Linked DNA regions of Homo sapiens: region 1 is linked to region 2. The links are chromatin loops, found by intact Hi-C in ENCODE. Cell type or tissue: heart left ventricle. All regions are shown on one strand. Links, peaks and the distances in the headings refer to the core of each region. The heading gives the core; the rest is flanking DNA. Region 1 overlaps PLXNA4 (plexin A4). Region 2 overlaps PLXNA4 (plexin A4).

Region 1 (15,817 bases), core at 3,635-11,634, 66 kb after region 2:
TTCTGAGTCATAGCATTATAGAATAGATTTTAGCAGTCATTAAATCATGCCCCTTATTACAGAAAAGAGATGCTGTTTATTTAGTGTCCTCCCTCCAGAATCAAAATGTTCATATTGTTCATCCTCCCTAGAATCCTAATTTCTGATATGGCTCACGAGCCCTGTGAAGGTTGCTGTACAAAACTGCTCAGCTATGAAGACTGTGCTTAGAGAATAAAGTCTTGGGAGTCACTAAACAATAGATTTTGGTGAAACACAAACAATATATTTTGTACAAGGGTGATAAATAGTCAAAAGATTAAGGAGTATCAAGTTTGACTTCACAATACAGTTATGCCAAATATAAATTTTTAAAAAATTATTTGAAAGCAGTCAGGATTTTCACAGAGCTTAGAGTCATCATCCAAATATTAACCTGTCAATGTAGATATGCTGACATTCTGGGTAATTGAAAGAACAGCAAAAGCAACTTACAGTCCTGCATTTTGAATGAAAGTGTTTGATCATCTTATGATTAGACCCTGGGGAGAGTCTTTTGTTATGGCGCCATTCAATGCCGATGTTCTGGGCACTAGGTGGTGTGGTGCCTGAGGGCAGGTTGGTAGAAATATAAGGAAGAGCGTTTCATGTCTAGTACAACTATTATCCACATGAATGGGAGAAGGGCTTTAGGGGCCGCCATTCCCCCTTGTTGTTTAACCCATGAAGTTCCGTCCTGATTCTGGCCCAGATATCATTTGCAGGCCCTGAATTGTGACTTCCTCATTGTTTGCAATCACCACAGAATCTGCAGTGTCTCTCTCTAGAGTAAGAAAAATGTCTCAGCTGGGCACCTGTAAGCTGGGCACCTGTAATTCCAGCACTTTGGGAGGATGAGGAGGGAAGGTCTCTTGGGGCCAGGAGTTTGAGACCAGCCTGGGCAACATAGTGAGACACCGTCTCTACAAAAAATAAAAAAATTAGCTGGGTGTGGTGGTGCATGCCTGTGGTCCCAGCTACTTGGGAGGCTATGGCAGGAGGATCATCTGAGCCTGGGAGGTTGAGGCTGCAGTGAGCTGCGACTGGGCCACTGCACTCCAGCCTAGGAAACAAAGTGAGACCCTATCTCAAAAAAAAAAAAAAAAAAAAAAAGAAAGAAAGAAAGAAAAGAAAAGAAATCTGAAATCTTATAAAGCACCAGGAGACACCTCTGTTTGAATATAATCATGAGACTTCTCTGTGCAAAAATATGACTATTTCCCCCTCCCTACAGCTTCCGTGTTTTACACTGGGCTACAGAGTTCCATTAAGGAGATTACATATAATGTAAAACAAAGAAGTTACAGATGTTATAAAATCATCACAATTATTAAACACATTTAATAAGCATAACAACAGCAGCTAAATATGTGTACAAAATGCTGCTTTGTTCAAAGGACCTTATAAACATGGAGAAGTAGGTCTTCCAGGACCCCGGAGAGGAAGGTAAGTTTTCCTGTGTAGAAAGAAGAGAGAGAAAAAATCAGCAGGGCTGGTGGTTGGAATGAGTCCCTCCCGCTCAAAAGCGTTGCTGGCAGTGTTTATAAGACAAGGCCTATGACAAAGCTTTGGAAGTGTCTTATCCCCACAGGACCCTTGGGAAGTGGGGCCCGGAGCTGATTTTCCTCACTGAAGGGGAATGATGTCTCTTTCTCAGGACTGTCTCTTGGGGTGCCCCAAGCCTTGCCTCTCATCTTTTGGCAGCCCTGCCCTCTGGTAGAAGCACCCCTCCAAACCCAGACACCTCCTGGATTGCACCCCACAGTGGCCGTGTCCCTCCAGCAGCTGAGGAGCAGGCACAATTAAGAGCACCATTGCAGCTCCCAGTGGGGCTGTCAGCAGCAGCAGGAGTCAGGGGAGGAGGCCCAGGTGCCTCCCATCACACCTCCCCTGGCACTGGCACTGGCCTAGATTACTCATGGTTGCCTGGTGCTTGTTGCTACCTTCCCACCTCCCCACCTCCCTCTTCCTCTTCCTGGCTGAAGATGCACGGGAGCTCCAGCTCAGAGCTGGGAGTAGGTGCAGCATGGAGGGGAGCTGGGAGAGCCCATTATTACTCTGCATACCTGTGCCAAATTGTCATTGGGTGGGAGTCCCTCAACAAGCCCCAGTTGTGGAGACCCCTTCCCACAAATTCCCCACTAGCCACACACAGGGATGGCCGCTGCAGGGCAACAAGTTGATGGGGAGGAGTCAGGGAGTCAGAGAGCTGCTATCCTAGTTTCCGACCACAGCATCAGAAACCAGGAATGTCCTTTGGAGTGCATCTCACCCAGTGACTTTTAAATTGCAGGGTGAGACCCATTAATGTGTCATGAAAGCAGTTTAGTGGGTTGTAAACAGCATTTTATTTTAGAGTGAGTGAGTGAGAGAGAGCAAGAAAGAGTAAGAGAGAGAGTGAGAAAGAAGGGAAAATATCAGAATTCATGTCATAGATAAGTGGAACTTTTACTTCTGTTGTCTATAAACATGGATGTCCTGTCCTTTTTTTTTTTTTTCTTTTTTTGAGACAGGGGCTTACTCTGTCACCCATGTTGGAGTACAGTGGCATGATCACAGCTCACTGCAGCCTCCAACTCCTGGGCTCAAATGATCCTTCTACTGCAGCCTCCTGAGTAGCTGGGACTACAGGCCCTCGCCCACCACACCCAGCTAAGTTTAGTTTTGTATTTTTTTTTTTTTAGAAATGGGGTCTCACTATGTTGCCCAGGCTGGTCTTGAACTGCTGGCCTCAAGCAGTCCTCCCGCCTTGGCCTCCCAAAATGCTGAGATTATAGGCATGAGCCACCACGCCCAGCCCATGGAATAATACTGGAATAAATTCTCCCAGTGAGGGATTTAGGAATCCCAGTTCCTTAGTAAGATTTTGGCCAACTTCCCATAGATGATTCCCGCCCTTCCCACTGGCTTCCCTAGCTCGCACCATCTCAGCCAGCCGGGACAAGGCTCAAGTTAAACAAGACCTGATAGAGATGTTCTTGCTTCCAAACATAGCCATGAAGACCAGTAGTCACAAAAGGACAGTGGGGGAGAAGAAGCACACTGATTTCAGAGCGGACAGGTCCCAGAAACACTATAGGAAAAGGCTGTGACCCTGGTAGTGCATTGCCCAAAGTTTCAACTGAAATGATGTCCATTCCGTGGCCTAAACATCTCAGGCTTCTTTCCACACTCGACGTGGGCACCATGGGTTCCTTCCACTCCCTTCACAGGTACAAGAAGGCAGAGGAAAGAGGCAGAATTCCAGATGGCTTCAGAATGTTCTCTTAGTGAACAATGACTTTATTGTTAATGAAATGTGAGTGTTTGAAGGGAGTTTAGAAGTCGTGTATTCAGAGCTTGCATTTTACATAGATGATATACACATTGTCCATGAAAGTTCAGTGCCTTGTCCAAGGTTGTCCAGATGCCTTATCTGAGCAGGGTCTAGGACCCAGATCTCAACACTCAAGGGCCCCTTCCACTTTCTCACAGATGCATTAATGTCTCTAGCCACAGCAGTGGCTGTAGGATGGGGAGGATGGGACCAAGAATCCCCATCCTATAGAACCCGCCCTGTACCTCACAGGGCACACTGGTTCTGCCTATCACCTCTTTCAACCATAGTGCTTGGGACAGGTGAGACAGAGGGCTGGTGCTTTGGGACCCCTGGAGAGGTGGCCTGGAAGGAAAGCCCGAGAGCAATAGCCACCATTATAATTATTATAAGAAAAATACTGTGCACTTTGAGGTTATTATTACATGCAATGGCTGAGTGAGCTGTTCACTTGGACCTAATAGAAAATTGCTCCTGACCACTCCCTATAACCACAGGATCTGGAGGAAAGCAATTGAGAGAGATGCTGTCACCTTCCCTGGGGAGTGACATGGGCAAGACTCAGACCTGATGCCCCAGGTCCCTGAGCAGCAGAGCTGTGTGTCTTGCTCCTTCCTGGGCCAGTGGCTCTGACTGGGAAGAGCAGGTGGAGGTTGCAGCACAGGCTGCAGGCCCTGATTACCCTTGGCAGAGCCAAACCCTCTGTCCTTGGCAAAGGTGAGGCTGTGTGCAGCGGTGTTTCAGCCCCTCTGCCAGCCCCAGCTGGCAAGGTTCAGGGGCCAAGGCAGGGAGATGCTCCCATATCCATCTTCCTCCTGCTCTCAGCTGAGCCCATTAGGAATGTATCTCTGCCTCCTGATTGCTCTTCTGTGCTATTAATTTGTGGTTGTATTAATTCCTGCTGTTATTATACAGCTAGGTGATGCAGAACAAAGCTGCTCATTAACATGGCCAAGGAGTTGTTGCTACTGCCAGGGTTGAGCGGCCCCTCCCCACTGTCCCATCCCACCCTCACTCTCTACTCTGTCTTGACACGAATGGAGCCTTGAACCTTGAAAAATGACTGGCAGGCTTGGAAGTCAAAGGTGACCAGGGAGGTTATAGTAAAAGGAGTAACTTTGCTTTGTTCCTGCCCTTGGTCAGCCTTCTTTATTTAGAAAAACATATTTATTATGTTTGTAAGCAGCACCTGTAACCCCTTATGACAGATGTTGCTTTTGTGATAAGTAGGGATACATGGTGCACAGGGTCACATTCACCAGGTGGCTGCCAGGGTCAGTGGTGCTGTCTGTGACCTTGGACATGTCCATCCTTGTGATTCCAGTAGATTCAAGATCAGACCCATAGCACAGCTGGGACACTCAGCCATTGACCAGCCATGTCATTTCCCTAAGAGTTCCCATTTGGGCCACTCCCCTCCTACAGCCAGATGCAGACACAGTTGGGGCCTGGGCAGGATCCCCAGTGCAATGCCCTGGCTTAGCCAACTTCTTTACATTTTCACATTTTAAAGTGTGCGGTAAAGAAGTACTCAGGACTCCTACAGGACAGAAGACAAGTTTTATTTTTAAGGCTTGAGGACCTTTTCCGCCCTTTCTCTGTTTCTGTCCCTTCTGGATCACTCACTGGTGAGCGGGTTATATTTTACTCAGTGATTACTGGAAAGGCTTGAAATCCTGATTCTGATGGTTACTCTGCCACTGTGAGCAATTGATTAGGTCACTGCTGGTGTCCCAGAGGTCTCCTGATGTAAGGTGGCCAGCACTGCGAGGGACTCTCCCTCCAGCTTCACCTTCTTCCCACCATGTCCCTACTCAGCTCCAGCCAAATTGAGCACCTCACTGCCCCCAAACAATCCAGGTCCTTCCCACCTCGGTGGCTCTGCACTGGCTGTGCCTTATACTAGTCTGTTCCCTCTCTCTTCCGTCTTCACAATGCCCACTCATTCCCTAAAAATCAGCCCAGGGAAATCTGCCCTGTGCTCCTCCCCTTGCCTCCTGCATGTCCGTGGCACTTTCTGGATTTCAGCCAGCTCTCAACACACAACGGAGAGCACGCTTCTAAAGAGTTAAGGTCTCTTAGACAGGGTACGTGGTGCTCAGGACAGCACCTGGCTTCTCTAAGCTCAAAAAATACCTGTTGCCTAATGTAGAATCCTCCCTATTATGTAACCAGAAGATCTTCATCATGGGACTCAGAATGACCAGGCCTAGGTCACCAGATAAAGATTCAGTGGCAGCAGGACAAGAACCTGGGAGCCTTCATTTCTTTTTGGGGCCCCACGAATCATCAGTATCACCAGATTTCCTGAGGGCCCCCAGAGACAAGGAGTCAACCCGTTTGTTTCCTCTTTGTTCTTCTATCCCTTCAGAATGGCTGGTGCAAAGGACTTGTGAGTTATTATTTTGATAATTTAAAAAAATCCAAAGGAGCTGGAGGCCCATGATGCAGATGAGGAAAAGCAGCTGGAATTGGCTGCCAGCTCTCAGGCAGTGCAGCCACAATTAAGGCTGGTGCTTAATCAATTCTCCCTGGTTTCTGCACAGGCAGTGTGTGACAACCACTGGACCCCTGGGGCCCTGGCAGGCACAGGGCTGAGCACCCTTGGGCAGAGTCCTGGGGGGCACAAACAGGAGGCACTCACTCTCTTCTTGTAAAATGAGGGAAACACACACATAAAGATATAAAAATTCATTCCAAGAACCAGAGACAGGGAGAGGGCGAGCATTCCCAAAAATGATGGGGAGACCCCAGAACAGCCTGGGGTGAGTGCTAAAAGGGTAAGGCTGGAGCTGGATTCAAGAGACAGATTCCACCTACAGGAAGGCATGGAGTGGGGGCATTTGGACTTGTCCTAGAGATTTATGTTATGGGCCGACAAAAAGGTGTCCTTTGGGCAGCAGTTCCCAAACTTAGGGGTGCATCCACATCACCTGCAGTGCTCCTTGAAGCACAGACGGTTGAGCTCCACCCTTAGAGGGTCTGATCCAGTAGGTCTGGAGGGAGTCCGAGAATCTGGATTTTGAAAAAGTGATGTCGATGTGCCAGAACCACGCTTTGAGAACCACAGCCTCAGATCAAGCAAACCCAGCTTCCCCAGGAACCCAGACCTTGTGAACCTGAGGCCAGATGGGACATCCTTGGTGGCTGAGTCTTGAGAAGACACCCCCTCCTCATATGCAATGGTCTCTCCCTCTCAGAGTTGCCATGAGCAGGACAGGAAATCATGCTTGTAGAGCACCTGCGGTGCAGAGGGAGTGATCAGTAGAGCACTGGGGACTCCTGGAGTGTGCATAGGTCCTTATGATCCCACCTGGTTTGCCCGGGCCTGGAAATCCTACAGGGCAGCTCCTGGGCAGAGACCAAGCCCATGCTCTCCTGCTCTGCATTCCAGTTTCGCCACCATGACGTCCTCTCTAAGGAGTGATTACCCTTTATTTCTCCAAGGCGAGGAATCTGTTGAACCTCATGGCCCTGGTCATAATTGCTCCCAGAGTCAACAGCCCAGGCCCTCTGATTCTTACATCTGATTCCACTGGAACAGAGGTGGTGGAGGTGTGGGGCAGGGGCAGGAGGCCCCCCCGCTCCTATTAGCCCCAGGCATCTTGCACAGAATGCCCTTTTTGTCCAGCCCTCCGCCAAGCCCATGTGCCTCAGTGATGTCACAGCAGAGACATGGTGGGAGGAAGACCATGGGGTGGGGGAGGGTGACACAGGCCGAGAAGATCAGAAATGCAGCTGAGAAGGTGGCTCAAAATAGCTCATGGAGAACAGGCTTCTGCTTGACAGGCTGACGAGGATGTGCCTGGAGCCAACACTCCTCTTTGAATGCTCTGTCTCCTTCTAATTATGGATCTGTCAGGAGGAAGAGAAGCCAGCGCCCGCCCGACCCAGTGACCCCTTCACTTAACGTGGAAACTCAGTCCCCATTAGCAGGGTCAGACGCCTAAAGGAAAATGGGCTGCCAGAGCGGAACGAGGAAGAGAGTTCAAAGGCAGCGCTCTGTCCATCCGGCCACCCTTTCCATGGGGACTGGAAGTTCTCTTTGCACCCTGCCGCTGGTTTCCTTCTAGATATGCAGAGGAGCTCACCTGTGTCCCCACACAGGGCGGCTCTCCCTGTTCTCAGGGACCAGTGGGAAGGACTGGAACCTTCTCCTCATCCAGTGATGGGGGAGGAGGCTGGTGGAGGGAGGACTTGCTGAAAATCTCTCTGCTGCTGAGACTGGCTTTGTGTCCCTTCTTCATACACAGGGCACAATGGACCGTGTGCTCTGCTCTGTTTTAGAGATTTGTTAACTCACATATGAATAATTTTATGAGAGGATTTCAATTTGGTATACTTTGATGAATAAATCATGCGGGATCCAGATGTGACCTTCCTCACACAGTGTTCACCTCTGTGTCCGAGAACCCAGGGCATAGCAGAACCTTGATGCATATTTTGCATGGGTGTCCGACCTTGGTGTTATAAGGGTGACAAATGAAATTCAGTCAGAGAGGACCTAGCTTTCCAGGCAGACAAGTTATATATGGATCTTATTCTGGAAGAACCTGCCACTTCAGAAGGTTTGTGGGTAGGGGTGAGAATGGGAGACTCCATATGTTATATGATTTTATAATAAGCAATTATGACCTTCCCTGAACCTTCAAGTAAAAGTTTATCTTAAAAAATCTATATATTTAATCTTAATTTTCATGACTAACTTATTTCTCAGTACTTCTGACCCTTAGATTGCAACCTACCCCTGGAAATGTCAAATTATGGGATGCTCCAGGCATGAGCAGACCCAAGGGACCATCTTTGAATGGTGCACTTAGAGCCTGGGGTTGCAAAGCTGCCCACCTTCCCTCCCTCCCTTTCTTTTTTCTTTTTTTTTTGCCTTCCTTTTCTCCCTCTTTCCTTTCCCATCTCTCACTCTCTCCTTTTCCTTCCACATTTCTTTCTCCCTCCTTTCTTCCTACCCTCCCTCCTTTCTTCTCTCCCTCCCTCCTTTCTTCTCTCCCTCCCTCTTTTCTTCCTTCCTCTCTTCCCTCTTTTTCTTCCTTCCCTCCCTCCTTCGCTTCCTTCCTTTCTCACTGTTTCTCCTTTCCTTCTTCCCTCTCTCCCTTTCTTCCCTCCCTCCCTCCCTCTTCCTTTCCCCATTCCCTTCCTGCCACAACACTTACTGAGTACCAGCTCTGAGCCAGGCACTGGGCACAGACACTGTGGGGAGTGAAACAGACATGATTCCTGCCTTTAGGGAGTTTCTAGTTTCTATGGGGGAAACACACACTAAATAAACAGCTATAACTTCAGGTTGTGTTATATAAAAAAAGATAACACTGGGTGAGGGCACAGAGATGTGTTAGAGGAATGGGAACCATCAGCACTCGGAGTCAGGGAAGCCTCTCCAAGATGCCATGGGGGTGCAAGGCCGCGGGAAGCGAGGGCCAGCCTTGTGAGGTTCTCCGAGAGAGCATCCAAGCGGGCAGAGCAGCCCTGATGCAGGGGCTGGCAGAGGAGGCACAGTGGGAAGGCAAGGGGAAGGACGGGAAATGAGCAGGGGCAAGAGTAGGACAGAGAGGGGGCCAGACCATGCAGGCCACGGGAGCACCAAGGGCCACCATTCGAGGGCATCAGAGCATCTGATTCCACATGGATTCTACCAAAACCCAGGAACAGTAGGATGGTGTGTATGTGTGTGTTCATTTATTTACATACATAAAGAGGTTTGTTGTAAAGAATTGTCTCATAGGACTATGGAGGCTGGGAAGTTCCCTCATCTGGAGTTGGCAAGGTGAGGAGCCAGGGAGGTCAATGGTGTGAGTTCCAGCCTGAGTCCAAGTTCAAAGGCAGAAGAAGACCAATGTCCCTACTGGAAGACAGGCAGGCAGAGACAGGGAATTCTCCCTTCCTCCACCTTTTTGTTCTATTCGGGCCCTCAGTAGATTGGTAGAGACCCCCCCTCACTGGGAAGGCAGTCTGATGCACTACTCCAACCACTCAAACATGCATTTCATCTGAAAGACCTTCACAGGTGCACTCAGAATAAAGTTTAGCCAGCTGTCTGGGCACCCTGCAGCCCAGTCAGGTTGACACGTAGGATTAAGGATCATACAAGGTCTGGACAGTGGGTAGGAAGGGCTACTGTGTCCTGGCTTTCAGCTGTGTTGGAATCCGCTGCCTGCTGTAAGATCCATGCCCACCCTTGCCTTTACACGTCTCCCTGTAGTGCCAAGAGTGACCCACTGGGCTTACGTGTGTCAGTTTCCTAGGGCTGCTGTAATAAAACACTGTAAACTGGGTGGCCTGGGGCATTAGGAGTTTATTCTCTCACAGTCCTGGAGGCTAGAAGTCTGAAATTAAGGTGTCAGCAGGGCCACACTCCTTGAGGCTCTGTGTAGAACCCTTCCTTGCCTCTCCTTTGTGCTGGTAGTGGCCAGCCATCCTTGCCTGGCAGCTTCATTGCTCCAGTGTCTGCCTCCATCGGCCACATGGCATTTTCCTCTTCTTTTAAGGACACCAGTAATATGGTGTAGACTCCACCCTAATCAATTCCTCTTATCTTGATTATTTCTGCAAATATTCTATTTCCAAGTAAAGTCACATTCACAGGTACTGGGGCTTAGGATCTCAGCATATCTATTCAGGGGACACAGTTCAACCCATAACAACTGTTTTTCTGAGATGCCCTTGGGTGCTAGAGACTTGTCCAGAGGGGCCCTGATTATTCAAATGGCAAGAATTCTACTCTTGCTTTTCAGCTATCAACAAACTCACTAAATGTAGATGGCCCCGTATCCAGAAGCTTCTTCAATGCTCTGAGGCAACCTCGTTCACACCCCAGGTCCAGAGAAACTGTTAGGCACCCTAGAAGCCACTTGAACAGTTGGGTGGTAAAATTTGAGCCACAGAATGAGGGTTTCTTTCTTTTTCTGAACTAAGCTAAAAGTTACCCAGAAGAATAAACCAGTATGAGGAGCCCGGAGGTGAAGGCAGGTGGGGGCAGGTGTCTGATGCGTTACAGGAGTGTTGTGAAAGTTTGTCAGCCAGAGGATGCTGCCAAAATTCCATCTGGAGAAGAGGAGGCTGCTCTCCTCTGTTTTGTGCTTTTCAGGGGGCTTGTGTTCTTGATTTTAATCTTTGTGGATTCTGCTTTCTATAACCCATCACCCAACACTCAGATACCTTTCCAGTCACCTGCAATGCTTATACTGTATTTTGTCGAAATTCAGTTATCACCCCATTTCTGATGTCCCTACCTTTCTGCAGCATCCAGAGAATCCTTCTAGGCTAAACTCTGGCCTCAGGCATCGCTCCCATTCACCCTAGGGAAAGGATGTTTAATCTGCAAAATTACTTTAAACTTACCTGAAGGGGCTCTCCAATGCTTAGCCTTTTTAATAGCCGACCCTCATTCCCTTCCCAATGCAAAGAAGAGGGAGATTTATTCTGGCTGGTTTATCCCAAATAAATCTTGGGTATCTCAGTTTTACATTTTAACGAGAAACAAGCACTTTATAATAGCCATTCAGATTAAACTCCAACATACTCTCAAACCATTAACCTGAAGGAACTGTAACGATAAATTAAACATATTAATGAAGCTGTATTACAAGCTCAAAATTTGTTAGGTAAATTGTAGCATTATTAACAACCAACTTATCACAATCTATCATTGGGGGGAAAATGAACTGAAACAGTGATTACATGACATGCAAACTCTGTCACAATAAGTAAACACAAAATATTTATTACTAGGAAATGCAAATCTGCTGGGACATTTTCATGTGAGTGTCAAACCGGCAGATCTTTTAAATTTTTCTCTTTTTTCCTCTCCCATTCTCCCTTCACTCCTGTCTGCTTTCTCTTCCTCTTCCCTTCTCATTCATTCCCTTCACTTTCTTGGAAGGATCTTGGCATCCGGTTTTGGGTTCACTGGTCAACATCCTTGTCTGCAGTTCTCTGCTAAGTTTTTAGATAGAGCCTAATTTTTGTAAATAGGATAAATTGCTCCAGGGCCCTCCTTACCCATTGTTCGCCTGTCTCTGATGATCCCTGCCTAGCTCGGTATGGTCCAGGACCATCTCCATCCTTAGGCCTATTTTGTGATGATTTGTAGCCAAATTAGTTTGCACCTCATGTAGAATTGCATCATTTCTGCTTGGAGAAACCACAGAGATATGAGGCCCTCACTTCCAGACGAGGAAGCTGAGGCACAGAGGGTGGTGTATCTTTCCTGCAGCCACCCAGATATTTAAACAGTGAGAAAAATCAAACCTGCAAGTCTCCTCCACATGACAGATCTGTATATTATATCACAGGTTTCTCAATCTTGGGTTCAGATTGTTTTGCAGAACCCAGAAGCATGGCTATAGTCTAAGGACAGTCGACATTATAGTGGCCTGGAAGTGGAACATTCACCCATGGCCTGGGAGAGTCGTGTCAGAAGACTCCCTGGCATGGTGACACCTTGCACAGCAGAGCCGTGGAGCAGGAGGAAGATCTAGCAGACCTATTTTGGAGGGAGAGTGCCTAGAATTGTCCTGAGAGATTTTAGGTGGACCCAGGTCAGGCCTCCTGGGTTGGGGTTTTGTTGTTGAAGGCTTTGCTTTTACCACTTTCTCTTAGGCTTTGGAGGTAATAATGCCTAACTCCTCAGATCACTCGAAGGATTAGATGAGATGATGCAAGTACACTCTACTTTGTAAAATGAAAACCTAATGGACTGTGTAGCCTCATGGCTGTTACTGCTAGCACTTCAACACACCCATGTCTCTCAATCCTTCGGTTTCCTGTGCCCACCAGGGCATCTGTCTGTTGAGTTTCATGAATCATCTGCTGGCACCCAGCAATGCACATGTACAGGTGATTTAAGGCCTGGTGGTGGGGAGAGGGCAAAAGGGAAGACAGGCTGGACAAGGTGAACTCGTGGGGATCACAGTTCAGTGGTCACCTGAGTTATGAGTCTCTCCCCCAACGGATCTTTTCCCTCTGTGAATTTCCATTATGTCACCCAGTGTATTTCATCTGTGCTAAAGGAGAATACACTGATACAAATGTGCACCACCCCTCCCCAACCCTTGTATTTCTGATGTTAAGGCCTCTCTGGCTTATATTGCCTAGAGGGGACCCAGTGAGATAGTGGATCAGCTGTCCTGTTTAAAATCTGAACAGATCTCTTAAGTCACAGGAAGCCGAACCCCAGAACAGTGGTATCCAAACCTGGTTTTGTGACATCCCTTTCTTCCTGAGCATCTCTGGTTGTTTCAAAGAGTGACCCAATGATCTCCTAAATTTCCAAAGCAAAATAAGTCACAATAGTTTAAAAATACATACAGCACGGGAGGTGCTTAAGAGGAGATGAGTGTCTCCAACTAAATGAGTGATAGTGACGGAGCAACTCACCTATGTGGCCAGGTGCTTTTTGGGGTTTGAAACTAGAGAATGGTCCTGAGAGGTTGAAATTGCACCAGGATGTTTAGCCATGCTACCTTCTTGCTGTGTGGGATAAAGAATGGAGCCACAGCCTCTTAAAACCTGATGTGACATCTAGGAGACAGAAATGAAAAAGGCAACCCTTCTGGCCAGGCACGGTGGCTCACGCCTGTAATCCCAGCACTTTGGGAGGCCGAGGCGGGTGGATCACTTGAGGCCAGGAGTTCAAGACCAGCCTGGCTAGCATGGTGAAACCCTGTCTCTACCAAAAATACAAAAAATTAGCCAGACATGGTGGCACATGCCTGTAATCTCAGCTACTTGGGAGGCAGAGGCACAAGAATCGCTTGAACCCAAGAGCAGAGACTGCAGTGAGCCGAGTTTGCACCATTGCACTCCAGCCTGAGTGACAGAGTGAGACTCTGTTAAAAAAAAAAAAAAAAAAGCCCTTTTAGGGAAATTGAACTCTAGCCTTGGTCTACCTGGTTTCCAGACCCAATGGAAAGTGTGTCTCAGACCCGAGTGCCTGCATGCAAAGATTTCCAGATTTCTCTGGCACATTCCTTTTCCAACCTTTTCACTTACCATGTTTATTTTTACTGTTTGTTTTTTTCTCACTGCTATTCTACTATAATTGTGCCCAATTTGGTGATTGGGACAAAAAAGGCACGGAAACTGGGTTGTAGCTTGCCCAGATACTCTGCTAATTTCTACCTTCTTCTGGGGGTGGAGTTTAGGACTTCCTATGCCCCCTCCGCCCCACCCAGGCTTCCCTCCTCCCCAGAAACTTGAAACTCTCCTGGGAGGGTGGCCACCCGCATACAGGCTCCCCAATATATGCACCTTGGCCCTCTCCAAAGGGCCTCCTTTTTGCCCCTCCCCACCCTCAACCACAGACACATCTTTAAAACCTTGTCTTGAATGTTCACCAGACTCTAACATGTGTCCACGTGTCCCCCGGGGCTCCCTCCTGCCTGGCTGTCTGCCTCCTGCAGGTCTGTCTGCTTATGTGCACCGACACGGCAAACACACATGGTGCACCAACATTTCAGCCCAGTGTTGCTTTGAACAAGGCCTTCCAGGGGATCAGAAATGTGGACAGCAGATGTCAGAGGTGACCCACCGTCTGCTGTTTATGGGAGTTGCTCATTCCCTGGGTCAGGGAATGTGTACAGAGACTGTCACAGCCAGCGCAATGAGCATCCAAGAGGTTGTCACTGGTATCTCCCTGGGAACTGGACCACGATTTAAAAAAAAAAAAAAAGCTTGCCTAGAACACAGACACGCTAGGGTAACTGTAGATCTTACATTCACACACATCCTGGGCTTGACATCCTTGCCTTCAGCAGCTTGGCAGACAGAAAAATAACAGTTTGTTTTCTGTGTGATCAGAGTTAACTTAACCAACCCCTGCCAAGCTCTTCTCTTTGTCAGGAGAAAGAGTCAGAGGGAAGTGAGGGCATGCAAGTAAGCGCGAGGGGGTGGCGGACGGAGAGCCAGGTGAGGAGAGGCAGCCGGAGAAAAACAGTGCTGGGAAGCTGGCCGGTGAGTGTGGAGCCAGGTGATGTGCCAGGCATCTGACAGCCGTCAAGGAAGGGCAGCTGGCAAGGGATTGCCAGGAACCGGAGGGCAGAAAAACAGGGAGATTTGGGGCAACAAACGACATAGTCAGTGGCTGGAACTTGCTGGGGATGCCCTTGTGAGCCCTGCCGCGGGAGCAGTCATTCTCAAAATTTAGGATGCATCCAGACCACCTGTAGAACTTATTAAATACAGATTGCTGGCTTCAGCCCTGGAGTTTCTGATTCTGTAGGTCTGCGCAAGGCTAGAGATTTGGCATTTCTAACAAGTTCCCGGATGCTGCTGGTCAGGAGCCCAAACTCTGAGAACCACTGCACTCAGGGAAGCCCAAAGCTGACTTGCTTTAACCTCTTCCAATATGGCATCCACCAAGAGCAAAAGCTTTATTCATGGGAAAGGTCATTCAGTGCTTGGAGAAGCACGGAGACTCTGCTCTCCTCTCTCCAGGCAGGAGGTAAGAAGTGAAAGCAGAATCTTTGGTTCGTGGGGTGTTGCAGGTTGAACTGTATCTCCCCAAAGGGAAAGCTGAAGTCCCAACTTCTGATACTTGTGCATGTGACCTTTTTGTAAATAGGGTCTTTGGAGATCTAATCAAGTTAGGATGAAGGATGGGCTTTAATCCAGTGACTGGTGACTTCATGAGAGAAAAGAATGGGAAATTTAGACAGAGAGACCCGGGCCATGTGAAGACAAAGGCAGAGATTGGAGTGATGCTGCCACAAGCCAAGGAACAGCAAGCACTGCCAGCAGTCACTGGAGGTGGGAAGAGGCAATGAAGGATTCAGCCCTACCGGCCCCTTGATTCCAGACTTCTAATCTCCAGAGCTGTGACAGAATACATTTCTGTTGTTTTATGACACCCAGTTTGTGGTCACCTGTTATGGCACCCCCGGCAAATGAATACACTGGGTTTTCAGAGTTTGTTTGTGTTGCCATCTTAAAAGCGCCCAGTATGACCACTGTGGGTAGGTCTTGTGTCATGCTGACTTTCAAGGGAGATGCCTGTCCTCTGCACATGTCTGTAGGTGCAGCTCCAGGTTGCTTGACTGTGGAGATGTTCACCAGGGCAGTCCAACTCAGGTGTCTGAGAAGGCAGGGGTGGAGAACATGGGAGAGGTGGGGAAGCATGGCACTGCCCTGCAGAACTCCAGCAGAGCCCTTTGACTGGGAAGGAAGCAAGTGGAGAGCATAGGAGAGGTGGGGAAGCATGGTACTGCCGTGCACGGCTCCAGCAAAGCCCCATGGCTGGGAAGGCAGGGTAAGGCACTGTGCATTTCAGGAACTTACACGGAATAAAAGAAAGGTTAGGATGACAGGGAGGCAGTGTGAGAAAACCTGCTTCTGGAGCAGGAAGTCCGGTGATCTCAGAGCACCAGGAAATTAGCATAAGGAAACAGCAAAATTGTCCGTTAAGAATGCAGAGCCAAAACTTCATGGTAGAGGAGTGCAGCGGCAATGTGTTTGGAGAGTAGGAAACAGGTG
Region 2 (15,817 bases), core at 5,075-13,074:
TTTTGTGTTTTGTTAATGAGCTCTTCAACACTAGCTCTCTGGATTGGGGGTCAATGGGTGGGCGTGCTCAGCACAAGAAATGAAACAACTGGGTCAAGGACACGCAGTTTCTGTCCATGCTGGAGGTGGCGTTCCCAGCCAGACCTGTCTCATGCAAAGTGATGGTGCTGTGGTAATAATGTAGGAGGTGTTTCTCCTGATCCTCGGATGCCTCCTTGTTAAACCTGATTGATCCGATGGACTGAGCGGCTCGGGAGCAGCCTGTCCTTTGCTCTGCATACCCTGTGATGGCAGTGGCCAGTGCTACAAGGTGAGAAAGCAGGCTTTGAGAGGGGAGCTGTGTTTTTGGCAGGGGGTATTTCCTGCAATAAGATGATTAGCCAGCTGCCCCTCCCATAGTGGCAGCCTGCAGCAGCACACTGCCCCTCTCCCCTGTGTGTATGTTGGACTAATTAATAACAGGAAAAGGCAAAGAGATGTTCTCCAAGGCATTTAGAACTTGGACTTGAGTATCTTAAAGCTCTTTCTCCACCTTTACAATGGAGCCCCTGTGCCTCGCTAGGGTGGCTTCCTCATGTTAGGTGAGTGCCCCAAGTTACTTTTTATAGCTTTCTGTCTCCCCGCCTACCGTCAGGGTGTCTGGCACCTGTCACTTCTCACTGTTGTCACTGATCCTGTCTGATGCAGCTCTCCTGCTGCCACTTAATTTGTTCTTTTTAATTTGCTACGGGCTTGGAAACAGATACTCAAGCTTATTAGACTTGTGTATAAAATAAGAATAAAGAGGTGTTGCATGATTACTCTAGGGACCTGCTGAGTCAAGTGCATTCGCTTTGGTATGTAGGCTTGAGATTTCCATTTTACCCTTTCCCGGGTCATTTCTGGTATTTTCTAGCACCTGGCTGGGCTCTCGACTGGGGAATCTAAGGCCAGCTGAAGTGCAGTCAGGCAAAGTGACATGAACCATGACAAGGACTGCTTACTTTTATACCCATCGATACTATATTCTGAAGCCTCTCCAGCCTCCCCCTCTTTTGCTTATCTGAGAGATGCCAAGTGCCTTCTGGGGAATTGGCTTTTTGCTGAAAATTGCTCTTGGCAATTTGCAGGGACTTAGAGCTGGTTCAGGTGTTTGAAAGATCCACTCGTCTAAGCACAGGGATAGAGCCAGTTTATTATGAAAAGTTTTATCCATCTTCACTCCTCAGCTGTCCCCAAGTTCAGTTCTTCCCCTCCTCCCCAGTATGGCCACACAATCTCTGAGCCCTTCTTTATTGGCTTAGAGGGCCCTTTCCCGTCCTCTGAATTCTCCACTTATGCCCCGTCCTGATTAAGTTCCACTTCACCATGAAGTCTTCCCTCATCCTACCGGACTTCCTCTAACCTTATGCGTCTGTTCAGCAGTTCACTGATTTGCTCCACAAGTATTCATGAAGCTTTTGGTACTGTATCACATGCTGATTGTTTCTGGATTTCATGTGTGTGTCTCACCTTCCCAACCTTCATGAGCAAAGGTTCTCAGCCTGGGCTTCACATTAGAACCACCTAGGGAGCTTTTAAAACTCTGATGCTCAGGCTGCAACCTAGTCCCATTAAATCAGACACTGGAAGCGCATTTTTTTAACTTTGCCTTTTGAGATAATCGTGAATTTGCATGCAATTGCAATAAATTGTACAGAGGGGTTCCTGTACCCTTCACTCAGTTCTCCCCTCCACGTGGCATCATTTTGCATAACTATAGTACAATATCACAAATGGAAAATTGACTGGTACAACCCACCAAGCTTATCCATTCAGATTTCACCAGTTTTTTGCATTGGCGAGTGTGTATTTAGTCTTGTGCAATTTTATCACATGTGTAGATATGTGCCAGCCAAAGGTCTCTCCCTTTTTCACAGGCCCTAGAGACCTGATCTGAGATCGTGCATGTCAGGTCGCTGGAGTCCTCTTCTGGCCTGCTTGCACAGATAGCTATTTGCAGGGCTCGGGAATGAAATTGAAAATAGACCAAACAATGTGACAGTTTTCTCCTGCTATTTTTTCTTCCACGAACAGAATGTTCAGCATTATTTTTTTCTCTTTGTGCAATATTGCAAGTGAGAAATAATCTGATTGGAATGCTGGCTTATGCTGTTTATGAGCCTGCAGTCTCCCACAAGCTGTGCGCAGGGAGCTTTCCCGAGGAGGACATCTAGGGACTTGCAAGATGAAAGGTTTGGGGAGTAGCTGTGGCCACACCCAAAACGCTGGTGAGGCTAGGAAGTAAATGCGTGGTATGCATACGGATGGTACCCCTGGAGGCTTCTCTTTCCTGGGAGTGTTCTCATGTGTTTTGCCTGAAAACTATCAAGGAGTGGCCTGGCCCATTCACACAGGGCCTGGGAAAGAAGGGTGAGCGTGTCTGAGGCTGGGGTACATTATGTCACAGATTTTGTCTGCTGAATAGCTGGGAGGAGAGACGAGCACCTTGAACTACCTGCTTGATTTTGTCAAACATATGGAATTTGAGGCCTAAGATGGACTGGCTGTAGAGAACACAAGAGTCTGGGTGACAGGTAGGAGACAGGACAAAAGGATACTCTTCTGCATCCTCCTAGGGACTCCTTCCTAATCTCAACAGAGAGGACAGGAAAATATAATTGTCAGTGTCACATGGGAACTTAGAGAAAGTGGAGTCCTTTACTTCCTGGGAGACCTTAATCTGAGGATGTTAATTCCTTTTTTTAAGAAACACGTATGGATCATTCACTCTGTGCCTGGTATGAAGCTTGGTTCTGGGGCACAAAGGTAACAAATACACAGACAGACTAGGTAGGCATTTGTCTGTTTAGATGTGGATGAATTTTATTTTATTTTTTCTCCGGGGGTAGGAGGTGGACTGGCGTGGGGTAAGGGAGGAAGTTGATTATTTTGATTTATTCCAACTTACAAATGCCCAGAAGATGTAGGTATGGGACCATCTGATCACAAAGGTCACATTCCTCCCCTTTCATGCCCATGAAAGTATTCTAGATCTCGATTGGATTGTTAGTTACACAGGTGAAGGCATTTGTCAAAAACTCATCAAAGTGTGCACTGAAGATCTGCACATTTCATTGCGTGTACATCTTACCTTAAAAAAATCACACTCCAAACAGAAATGGAAAAGAAGCAGTGAAGCCCCAGTTAAGAGCAGTCTACTTTCATCAGGAATAAAACCTGATTTTGAAATTTCATCCTAACAACATTTTCAGATGCCAGAACCCACTACATTGAATATACCTGTGGCCCTGCAGCTCTGCCCTCCAAAGCACAGATGTGTGACCTTCAGCAAACTCACTGTAGCCCTGCCCAGGTGTGCCTGCTTCTGCTTCTGGAACACTCTTCCCAGACTGCACTAGGACCAGTGTGGTCCCGCCTCCCCCATGAAGCCTCTCTTGATTTCTCCAGTCAGCCGAAGTGATCTTTCCTTTTTTTGTTTCACCTGCATTGACTGCCTTAATATAACGTGACTCTTATTATTCAGAGTCTTTCATTCACATTTACTAAATAAGCCAGCACATATAAAGAGCGTGGAACAGTGCTTGGCACAAAATAAATGCTGAAGAAGTGATCATGACTATTTTTGTTGTTGCTATGTTTTATGCTTATGATCAGTCCCTCTAAGGCCTGTGTCTTTGACTGACATACAAGCTGATATGTCTTGCAGGGACTGGGTTGTGTCCCTTTGGTGACCAGTGTGATGCTGAGCCCTTGCGCCCATTTGAATCCATTTGAATCTGCAGAACTGTGTGTAAATACTCCAGGCAAACTTGAAGCCCGTGGGTGTAATAGAGACGTGACTGAGGGAAATTCTAGCAGGGACCTCTGTACTTTAATGCAGCACCAATCAGATGGCATGGGATGGGAGGGGATGCCCAGGATTCTAAAACCCTTATCCAGCCCTGTGGTTGAGAGGCCTTGAGAAAAACCTGGTGCCAGGGCCAGCTGAGGAGTGGAGGTGGCAGCCACAAAGGCCATCTTTGTGGACAGCCTTTAGAATCTCCTGTGGGTGTCCTGAGGTGGGGTAATAAGATGCCACTTGATGACAACAGCCCTCCCTTTCAAAGTGACACTTGGCAAAGGGGCATCATGACAATGACACCTGCTCATCAGCCCTGTCCACCTCGAGCTGGCGAGGGCTGGGCCACTGTGCTCATTAGGTCGGCATCTGTCCCCACCAGCCTGCCGGCAGCTGATGCTCATTAATCCTGGAGCCCTGAGCCTATTGGGCCGAAAGAGGCTGAGCTTTTAGAGCCATTTATGGCAATGGCCTCAGTGAGTGCTGCTAGATTGATTTATAATTGGGCTGAGGGGCCTCCCTGCGTCCCTGGAGCCCAGGCTCTTAAACTGGGCCAGCCCAGGAGGGTGGTTTTGGCTCACTGGCTTCATGAAAAGGAGAAACGCAGAGCTGGGGTTCCCGTCAGACCGGGCATGGACGGCATCTCCACAGAGCTGACTCCCGCACACCCAGGGCCCTCCTGGCTTGGCTGCCTTGGATGTGTGGTTCCTTGTTGCGACACGAATAGAACCTGTGATAGTGAGGACATGGGCTATTCAGGAGAGCGGGACACTCAGCAGGGTCTTCCTGGCAGGCTTTGGGATCAGTCCTCTGAAGTCACAACAGTTTCACAGGAGAATATCAATAATGAAAATGGCAGGTTATATTTATTTTCTGCTTAGCATTGATCCAAAGGTTTCAAATGGATCATCTCATTCCATGAAGCAAGAACTATTATCAGGCGTCTATGGCAGATAAGGAAACTGAGACACCAAGGGTTCCATAACTTGCTCAGGGACACACCATGCTAGAGGCACAGCGTGGCTTTGGACTAGGTGGCTTAGCTTGGGGCTTTGGTGCCTTTGCTTTCTACTGCTCCAGGCATGGGACTTGGCATTCCCAGCCTAAGCAGTGGGTCTGATGGGTTGTCAGAGATCCTGGGAGCCTCCATAGTGAGATGGCAAAGCCTGGGGTGATGGAAGAGAAGGTGACTGGCAGTCAGGAGACTGGAATTCCAATTTCCTTCCGGTTGCTAAGCAGCTGTGTGACTTTAGGTATATCACCTTTCTCCCCTGTGCCCTTCGTCAAATAGGCATACTGTCCTTAGCTATTGCTTTTAAATAAGGATATCAACCTGAAATACATATTAAAACACTGAGAAAATAATTAATAATGATGACCATGATGGCCTTTGGCCCAGTAGGAAGGCCCCCAGCATAGGTCAAGAGCTTGAAGGAGAGCATCATATTTCAGGTGGTAGAGACAGTGGGCATTTGACAGTCTAGGAGCTGCTTCATCCTTTGCCAGAATGAATCCCTGGTTCTCTCTGTTCTTGTCTTTCTGTATCCTGTGGAATTTCCTGGATTTGGGGGAAGCTGATATCTGCTCACCTCTTTGGGTCTTTTCTTTCTCCCAGCATGGGGCTCTCATGAGTGTGTGGTAAATAAAGCACCTAATCCTACCTCATTCCCCCAATTCTTCCTACTACCTGCTCTCCACTTGCCCTTGTGTCTGTTTCTCTCCTTCTGCTGGTTCACTATCATCAAAGACGCATCTCAGTATCCAAACTGTGAACCCAACTGTCTTCATTGCTGCAGGTTTCAGATTAGCTCGAGTGACGGTGGTGCTTTTTACAGCAACAGAAGCTGCTGATGCATAATTCAACAAACAATCCAGAATTGCATCAGAATCCAAATTACTCACATCAGAAGGATCTTGATGTTAAACACTGTCTCTTAAAAACCAACTTCATTCATGCTGGTTCCTGCGCTTTTATCTTCTAGTATTTGTAAAATTTTGGGGAAGGCTGAGATGCGGAGAAGGCTTTTAGCCTAAAATGGATGGCTGGGTATCCCTGCAGAGAATGCGGGTGGTGTGATGTCCCCAGCCCCCATCCCTGTGCCAGCTGTCAGAGTGGCAGGTGTCTGGGTCTGGATCTTGGGGCAGGATTTCCCTAGGCCCCAGGCAGGTGTGGGGCAGGGCCGCCCCTGGAGGCTCTATTTCCCACACCAAGGCAGGGTCTTTCCCTAAAGAAACGAGCATCCTGCTTCACTCTGGAGAGGGTGCACTGCACCGTGGTTAAGAGTGCACAGGCTTTGGGAGAAGCCTCCTGAGGTTCAAAGTCTGGCCCTGCTGGCCAGGCGCGGTGGCTCACACCTGTAATCCCAGCACACTGGGAGACTGAGGCAGGTGGATCACTTGAGGCCAAGAGTTTGAAACCAGCCTCATCTCATGGTGAAGCCCCGTCCTCTACCAAAAATACAAAAAATTAGTCGGCCATGGTTGCACACACCTGTAATCCCAGCTACTCAGGAGGCTGAGGCATGAGAATTGCTTGAACCTGGGAGGCGGAGGTTGTAGCAAACTGAGATTGTGCCACTGCACTCCATACTTGGTGATAGGGGTTGACTGTCTCAAAAACAAACAAAAAAAATAAAAAACCCAAAACCCAAGTCCAGCCCTGCCACTAATCAGTTGTTCGACCTTGGACATGCTACTTAACCTCTCTGTGGCTTAGCTTCCTTATCTATCAAGTGTGGATAAAAATAGTGCTTATCTTACAGTGCTGTTGTGAAAATTAGAGTTAATTTATATGAGTGCTACATATGTGTTGGCTATTCTTCATCTCTTTCCGAAACTTCCATAGATACCTAGGGAACCTGCAGCTCTCCCCATTCCCTTTATGAACTCCCCAATTTTCAAAGCATGGCATACTCTTCAGTATCTGTACTGAGTCTCCAGAGTCCTTTCTGCCCATCCATTGTGGGGATATCCCAGGGGGCTGGCTGAAGGCTTTCTCTTGATGTGATCACTTTGACCACAGCTCCTCATCTCTAGGGTACATTTGCCTTACCCCTACTTTTGTTCAGCTGTGTGTCCCAGGAAGTCCCCAGGCAACATCACTGTCTATCTCCAGTGAGGCTTAAAGGACCAGAAATTTATATCTCACCAAACTATGGCAGCTCTTGGGATACCAGTTGCCCATATTTTGTGAGAAAACAAAATACCCCCAAACAGTGAAAGCTTTCTGTGTCTTGAACATGTGTACAGGCATAGGTATAATGGGAGAAACTCTAATTTGGAATCAGGCTGCTAACTGGCTTCATCATTTGTTTCCCGGCCATGGGGATCCTGGTCATTCCTTCTAGAGCAAGTGGTCATGGATTGCACTTGCATCTGGACTTCTTGCTTTTTCTGGGCGGCAAAGAAAATCAAGTAATACTCTCCCCTCTCTCCAAGAGGCTAATTGAGGCTCCCAGCTTCCAGGCTGTTTGCCTATCAGAGGCTGCCTGCATGGGTGCCAGGGTTTAACTGGCTGCTGCTTCCCCCTGGTTCTGCCCAGCAGCATGTCAGGGGCCACATGGCCAGACATGAGATGCACAGGTGGGACGCACGTGCCAGCCTGCCTGCAATACTTCAAATAGGACTTTGTGCCCCCACTCAGTGCTGCATCATCAAATTTATCTGGCCGACACCCTCTCTCAGCAGGACTCTCTCTGGGGTCCCTCCCAAGGTTTCCATTGATTTCTTCCTCTCACAGGGCCTCAGACTCTAAAGAAAGTGCTTATTCATCTTGTCCCCACTCCTCATCTTCCTTTCTGCCTGAATGGTCACCAGCCAGCCCCTTGTCCTCAGCCATGCCAACTAGCCCCCATAAAACCCATGGTCCTGTCATCCTGCAACAGCCTCAAACCAGTGATTTCTAGGAGCCTGGAGGGCAGGCTGTGACTTCCACTCCAGTCCAGACCTACACCTGAATGCCTAATTGAGTGTTTCCCCCATTATTTCCAGGTGTGAAAAGTGGGTTATTTGGCCAATGGCTCCCCTAGCTGTTTATCAGCAGCTGTGGTGGCTACCCATTTGCTGTAAGGCTGCAGAGAGATGCAGCTTCACTTTCGCTGGAGTGTGCAGCCACACCTGCCCCGGAAAGGCAGGACTACATCTGCATGTGATGAGGCCCAGGATCCCTGAAGGCTGAGAATCCCCAGGGCTGGTCCCACGGCTCACCTGACTGGTGGATCAGAGCCACAGATGGCCTCAGAGAATTCTGGCGAAGCAGAGAGATTTTTTTAGTGCGGGAGGAAGGGCAGGAGCTCAGAGCAGGACTGCACATGCAGTGGGTGGACCAGCAGCTTCCTCATGACTAGAATCCCAGGGCAAGGACAGTGGGAAAAAGTGGGGAAAGGTTCTTCATAGATTCTCATGATTTCTTCCTGGGTCATTCATGGCCCTGGCCTCACATTAACTCAGTTTTAATTGCATGTTGCGTGCGATGTGACTTCTAAAAGATGGCTAATCTTAGCCCAGAGAGGTGAAGGAATTTACCCAACATCACACAGTAGGTTAACAACAGAGCAGAAGTGAAAACCCAGTTTTCCTTTCTTTTAAAGCAGTATTTGCACTTCTGACAGCTAGAATCACAGACTCAGACAACAGGGACACCTAGGGTCAGAGAGGTGAAGTGACTTGCCCAAAGTCATATAGCCTATTTGTGGCAGAGCTGGGACTAGAACCCAGGTTCCTAACTCTTAATCTAGTGTTTGTTTCACTTCTCACTCCTGATCACATTCTCTGGTCCCTTCACCTGCTCCCCTCATTAGCTAGGGAGGAGGGACCCTCCTAGGGACTGGCATCTGCTGGTGCCATCTGCACCAAATCGGCTTGGGTGTCTCGAGGGGGTAGGACAGAGGCAGCTCTACTGGCTGGGCCCCGCTTCAGAGGAAACTCGGCTCCATCCCGGCCCAGGGGCTGTATGCAAGAGCAAGCTTTGCATGAGCACAAACTGTTCCCTTCCCCCTCTCCCATGTATCCTGGGTCTTGGCCAGGGCTTGGAGAAAAAAAGAAATCTGGATGGCTGCTAGCCAGGCAAACTCCCAGGCTGTCAGAGGATTGGGGAAGGTCAGGCAGAGATGCCAGTTAATACGAAAAAAAAAAAAAAAAAGAGGGTGGGGTGCAAATTAGTGGTCTGTGTCTCAATACCACTGTGCCTGGAATCTCTAATAAGTCTTGTCGTAAGTTGGCAGAAAAGCCTGGATTGTTACACAGCCCCGCTTCTGAGTCAAGCCTGGGCTCTGCTGCCATGGTCTGAAGATGGCTTAGTGTCCTGGTGCCGCCCCGCTCTGCTAGTTTCATCCAGGCTGAACTTCAAGCCTCTAAATGTCCAGTTTCTCTCTTACATGGAATCAGGGGCCTCTTCTGTGGATTCCCACCATCCTCTCCACTTCCCTTGCCATGTCTACTTACTCTTTTGTCTCTCCTCCTAGCCTAGGAGTTTCTAGAGAGCCGGGACTATGTCTTGCTGCACTCTGCATTCTCAGTGCTTAGCACAGTGTTGTGTAGTGTCATGCTTACTAAATATTTCTCAGATGAATGAATGAATGAATGTTTAGCTAACAAAAGTAGGACTTGAGTGATGAGCTTGTTGGGAGGAAGGGTGCTCCCATGATAATCAGCCATGCCCAAATCCAGGTTCATATGTGGGGCTGTTTGCTCTTGACTCCTTAGTTTGACACCCAGGTTAAAGCCAATACAGCCTCTCTGGATCATGGGTTCTTGAGGGTACCATGATCAAGGTACCCATTCACTGCCTTAGGTGCTGGGCTGATAATCAGATGAGAGACACAGTCTGGCAGGGGAGTGGGATTTATCACCCTCTGTAGGAGCCTAGAATGGGGAGTGGGAGAGTCTTCTTGGGTGGGTGGGGCTGGGGTCAGTGGTGGTGGTGGTGGGGGGGGGTGTTGGGGGTCAATGTTGCTGATAGAGAAGGTAAGCATGAGCTAGGCCTTGGAGGATAAGTGAACATTTCCAGCGAAAAGGATGAGGAACAGCATGAGAAAATTCGGAGGAGGAAACTGACAATTGGTATAATAAAACTGTAATAGTTTTATTTGGCTGGGGCATGGGGTAGGGTGGGATGGGGTAAGGCGTGGCTGCAGAGGAAGCTGTGAAGCGCCTTCGTGCCAACCGGAGGAGGTCCTCTGCTGCAGGGCCTGGGTGCTCAGATGGACACAGGGAGGCGGCATCTCCTAGGGCTCCTGGGTTTTGTGAATGATCACGCCTGTTTTGTCTCCTGGCCAGCCTGGGGCTCAGCAGGACTCCAGTGTCTGTGTCTACTCCCTGGTTTGAGATGCCTGGACCTGCACAATGACCAGGATGGCTGTGGCTCACAGGATTGCTGTAGCCTCCAACAGCGGCCCATCCTCCCCAGGACAACCTAGGCGAGGCTGAAGCCTGGCTGTTGCCACAGTAACTGTGAAACAGGGCATACAGCAATGCGCGATGCTCAGCTCTGCGCCACACCTCACTGTAGAAGAGCACTGAGGCCAGACAGTGACTGCCAGAGCCTCTGGGGCACTCGGCTACCTGCCTGGAGCATCACCTGCCAGGGGTGAGCCTCCTGCCAGCTTGGAGTATCATGACTGTGAACCCAGGAGACCTGGGAAACTCAGGGAGTGGCAGCCCTGGAAAGATTGTGAGGACAGATTGGGAGAAACAGTGTCCGCACTTTTCAGAGAGTGAGTCTGAAAGACAGGCTGGGGCCTCCTGATAGCAGGTGCACATTTACAGACTACAAGAAGGTTAGTTAGCTTTGTTCCCTCCATGATGCCCTTCCATTCCTTCATTTCTTCATATATACTCTTGTTAATGTAATAAATATTTATCGAGGGCCCATCATGCCCTTGGCACATAGATGCTGCCCTCCAGGAACTTATGTTCTAGTAGGACAGAAATATCAATGAGTAATTCCCATGCACACCAATGTGTGCTTCTTCCAGGAATCTTTTCTTTTTTTTTTTTGAGACCAAGTTTCACTCTTGTTGCCCAGGCTGGAGTGCAATGGTGTGATCTCAGCTCACTGCAACCTCTGCCTCCCAGGGTCGAGTGATTCTCCTGCCTCAGCCTCCCAAGTAGCTTGCATTACAGGTACCTGCCACCGTGCCTGGCTAATGCTTCATATTTTTAGTAGAGATGGGGTTTCACCATGTTGGCCAGGCTGGTCTTAAACTCCTGACCTCAGGTGATCCACCTGCCTCAGCCTCCCAAAGTGCTGGGATTACAAGCGTGAGCCACCGGGCCCAGCCATTCCAGGAATCTTTTATTCATGCTCCAGAGCCTTGTGCCCTCCAAAGATTGTGGAGTCTGCCTCGGTGGCCTCCCTGGCCTCTGACTACTGGATGAACAGGACAGTGAGGACCCCGGCAGGAGACTGGTGGGATGGAAAGGATAGAGGTTGGAGATTAATTCACACTGGTTCCCCACTTTTAGCACTGCCCCCCTAACCCACTGTCCACCCCTGCTGGGTAGCCTGGGGTTGGCTGCATCCTTTACCTAAGATCACTTCTCAAAGTCATCTGCCCTACACGATTCTCCTTTCAGCTTCCAATAAACATCCCCATTCTTTGCTCCCTCAGGCTAAAGGGTTGTAAGGGTGCTTTACTTTGGCTAGCCCCAGGATCCTGCACTATCCCTTGAGGTTGCCCATTAGTTCACATGGGTGAACCAGAGAAGTAATTAGAACATATCAGCACAAGCTGTCCCCAGTAACAGAAGACAAATGCAAGGAGTTTCTACTTCTTCTTCAACATGCTTTGCCAGTCACTATGGGGGAGATCGAGTAAGGGAAGGGAAGTGGATTCCCCTAGCCCCAGTTCTCCTGCCCTGAGACTGATGCTGGGCATTGCATTTCCCATGTCACCTACCTGATGCCACCTTGCAGCATGGCCACACACACTCATGCACACACGTGCACATACCTGCTCCTGCCAGCTGCTGGTACCCTTCCGTCCTCCTGGCTGGGCACAGACTCTCCTTTCCACTAATGCTAACTGGCATTGAGGGGAAGCAGAAACTAGATTCCATCATCCCTTTGCTTTACTCGAAAGGGATGGGGCAAAAGGGAAACTCCCTAAGACTGTGATGCTGTGGTATGGGGAGAAGTAACTAGAGTTTGCCCTCTGCGTTCCTTCCCATCCACTGCCTTCTCTGCTTACCGGCTTTTGAGTCACCAGCAAAGAATTTACTGTCTTATTACAGACATCATTTTTCAACATTAGAAGCACAAAAGGAGAACAGAAAGGCCTTAGCCCAGCTCATGCCCAACCAATGTGAGGAAGTACAAGCTCCTTGGGACTTTCAAGGAGTGCAAGTGCCTGCTGAAAGGCAGGGTGGGGCTGGGTGTGTCTCAGGAAACAAGAAGGAGAGTGGTTGGTGGGCAGAAGGGGGCTGGGACTCATGGGGCAGAGAAGAAGCGGGGGCCATGATGTGGCACATCCTGGGGCTTGCTTTGCCAGACAGAGAAGTTAATGATGGCTGTGTTTTCAGTGGGGGCCTTTTCTTTTTTATTGTTATTATTTTTTATTTTTTATACTTTAAGTTCTGGGGTATATATGCAGAACGTGCAGGTTTGTTACATAGGTATACATGTGCCATGGTGGTTTGCTGCACTCATCAACCGGTCATCTACATTAGGTTTTCCCCTAACGCTATCCCTTCCCTAGCCCCCGACCCCCCGACAGGCCCCAGTGTGTGATGTTACCCTCCCTGTGTCCATGTGTTCTCATTGTTCAACTCCCACTTAGGAGTGAGAACGTGCAGTGTTTGGTTTTCTGTTCCTGTGTTAGTTTGCTGAGAATGATGGTTTCCAGCATCATCCATGTCCCTGCAATGGATAGGAACTCATCCTTTTTTATGGCTGCATAGTATTCCATGGTATGTATGGGCCACATTTTCTTTGTCCAGTCTATCATTGATGGGCATTTGGGTTAGTTCCAAGTCTTTGCTATTGTGGACAGTGCCACAGTAAACATACATATGCATGTGTCTTTATAGTAGAATTATTTATAATACTTTGGGTATATACCCAGTGATGGGATTGCTGGGTCAAATGGTATTTCTAGTTCTAGAACCTTGAGGAATCTCCACACTGTCTTTCACAATGGTTGAACTAATTTACACTCCCACCAACAGTGTAAAAGCATTCCTATTTCTCCACATCCTCTCTGGCATCTGTTGTGTCCTGACTTTTTAATTATCACCAATCTAACTGGTGTGAGATGGTATCTTACTGCCCAAAGTAAGTTATAGATTTAATGCTATCCTGATCAGGCTGCCATTGACTTTCTTCACAGAATTGGAAAAAAAACTACTTCAAATTTCTTATGGAATCAAAAAAGAGCCCACATAGCCAAGACAATCCTAAGCAGAAAGAACAAAGCTGGAGGCATCACACTACCTGACTTCAAACTATACTACAAGGCTATAGTAACAAAAACAGCATCGTACCAGTACCAAAACAGATATCTAGACCAATGGAACAGAACAGAAGCCTCAGAAACAATTCCACACATCTACAACCATCTGATCTTTGACAAACCTGACAAAAACAAGCAATAGGGAAAGGATTCCCCATTTAATAAATGGTGTTGGGAAAACTGGCTAGCCATATGCAGAAAGCTGAAACTAGATCCCTTCCTTACACCTTATACAAAAATTAACTCAAGATGGATTCAAGACTTAAATGTAAGACCTAAAACCATGAAAACCCTAGAAGAAAACCTAGGCAATACCATTCAGGACATTGGCATGGGCAAAGACTTCATGACTAAAACACCAAAAGCAATGGCAACAAAAGCCAAAATAGACAACAAATAGGATCTGATTAAACCAAAGAGCTTCTGCACAGCAAAGGAAACTATCATCAGAGTGAACAGGAACCTACAGAATGGGAGAAAATATTTGCAATCTATCCATCTGACAAAGGGCTAGTATCCAGAATCTACAAGAACTTACACAGATTTACAAGAAAAAAAACAACCCAATCAAAAAGTGGGCAAAGGATATGAACAGATACTTCTCAAAAGAAAACATTTATGCATCCAACAAACATATGAAAAAAAGCTCATCATCACTGGTCATCAGTGGGGCCCTTTTCTTTTGAGAATGTTGTCTCTTCCAGCCAGAGCTGTGTGAAGGACACGCCTCTGCTCTGAGCTGCCAGTCATGGCTTGTGGGATTCAGGCTCCTCTCATGTTATGGGACTTGCCAGAAAGAAGCCCTGCTTTGAGGAATAGAATAATGAAGGCTAATGCTTCCTAGAATCTTGTAGAATTGGAAGGGAGGGCTGGCATGAGCCCCAGGCTTGAGCTCATCCCACCCTGAATTCTACAACCCAAAGGTTGAGACAGTTTCTGTCTTATCCACCCTTGAAGCCAATGTAGTCCCAACTTAAGGCCCCAAAGCCTCTTAGGACCCCTGGGAGAAGTAATTGGGTGAAACTCTTCATACGTACTTATCCTTCAAAGAGTTTAACAGCTGGAACCCCTTAGTTGGATTGCTAAAAATACATGGTCAGGACACAGAAAAGACATTAATAAGGAGACCTTTTTTTTTCTGAACCAAAATTGTTAGTTAGGGTAGACTATTACAATACAATAATAAGTACAAAATTATCATCGTGGTGGAATATCTGGTGACTGGGACTAATATGAATGATTGACTTACAAATCATGCATTTTCTTGTTACTCTCAGGCAGGGACACAATGTGGCTGGGTGACTTTGGGCAAGATACTTAACATTGGGGGTCCTCAGTTTCCAGGGTCTCCCCAGCTCTGTGTTTTAGTGATTTGGGGCAGAAGGGGAGAGAACTCCTATGGAAGTCGGATCGAAGTGACAGTCACAGTGCAGGTGAGACAGGAATAGGGAGGACAGGTGTATGGGAGTGCTCCGAAAAGGGAACCAGGGATTGGCTGTACCCCACCTGCACCCTGAGATAGAAGTCTCTTATGAATCTGTACATATTCCTTGTGATTTCCTTTCAGCTGGACTGAGGGGGCTGTGACTACTCTCCTCACTTGTGTGCAGGTTGAATGTTTTAATTAAGATCTGGGCTGCTGGTCGGTGGGAATTGATTGAAGCTGGCCTGCAGTCCCAGACAGAAGCAGAGACATGCCGCGGGAGGGAGGTGCAGAAAGAGACCCCGGGGAGCTTCCAGCCTCTCTGGCTCTATGCTGGAGACAGAGCAGGGTTCAGAGAGCCCTTAATGGCCAAGCAGATTAGGAACATGGTTCCGGCTGAGGGCATAGAGACCTGGTGAATGATAATCAAACTTGCAGCCAGTCAACCAGCTAAGTAGACAAGATCTAAATAAACATCCTGCTGTCTCTGCGTGGGCCGCCCACAATCTCCATTACAGAATCAAGTTGTCTCCTCCAGCACCCTGACCTTGGGCTCTCTGCTTCATCCTGGTGCAATGCCCATTTCCCAATACTGGATTCATAAATGTCTCTCACCCTTTGTGCTCACTCTCCTGGGCTTCCTTTGGATCTGGCAAGTGAGTGCCGTAATTCTCTGGTGGCTTCTGAACCATAGAGTTACCTGGCGACAGATGGGCTATTCAGTTTTCTCAGCTTTTCTTCTTCATTCTTGCCAGTTACTCAACTCCCATAAAACATTTCAGCCTGCAGACCCTGCCAATTTTTACATCCCCCTCTGCTCTCCAACTTAGTTAAGGCACTTCAACGTTGAGTATCTCCTTTACTCAAAGACATCGTGAAGGTTGAGTGGAAAGAAAACATTTATAATCTATTAGCTCAGAAGCCTGGTCTATTCTAGCACATCTCAAACTTTCACATGCATACAAATTGCCTGGGAATTTTATGCAAAGGCAGATTCTTATTCAATAGGTGTGAGGTGGAGCCTGAGATTCTGCATTTCTTGCAAGTTCACAGGTAATGATGATGATCTTGGTCCTTGAACCACACATTGAGTGGCAAGGATCTAGACCAGCGCAATTCAGCATA

The links. Peaks named below come from ENCODE experiments on the same cell type or tissue, not always from the same donor. Only the 100,000 strongest peaks of a DNase experiment are listed, where the experiment ranks them.
Region 1: a loop joins it to region 2, with 2.4 times the contacts of the local background. A loop is called at or near these places in 23 of 110 quality-filtered maps.

The regions. Positions count from the first base shown.
Region 1 is chr7:132,319,567-132,335,383 of GRCh38, reverse strand. All of the region lies in intron 3 of PLXNA4 (plexin A4), which reads left to right. Among named protein-coding and RNA genes, the nearest start is that of PLXNA4-AS1, 25 kb to the left of the region's middle. In heart left ventricle, for the core only: no CTCF peak of the experiment used is centred there; a DNase peak (open chromatin) is centred at 7,197; H3K27ac peaks cover 978 bases.
Region 2 is chr7:132,387,128-132,402,944 of GRCh38, reverse strand. All of the region lies in intron 3 of PLXNA4 (plexin A4), which reads left to right. Among named protein-coding and RNA genes, the nearest start is that of PLXNA4-AS1, 43 kb to the right of the region's middle. In heart left ventricle, for the core only: a CTCF peak has its summit at 8,464; a DNase peak (open chromatin) is centred at 10,209.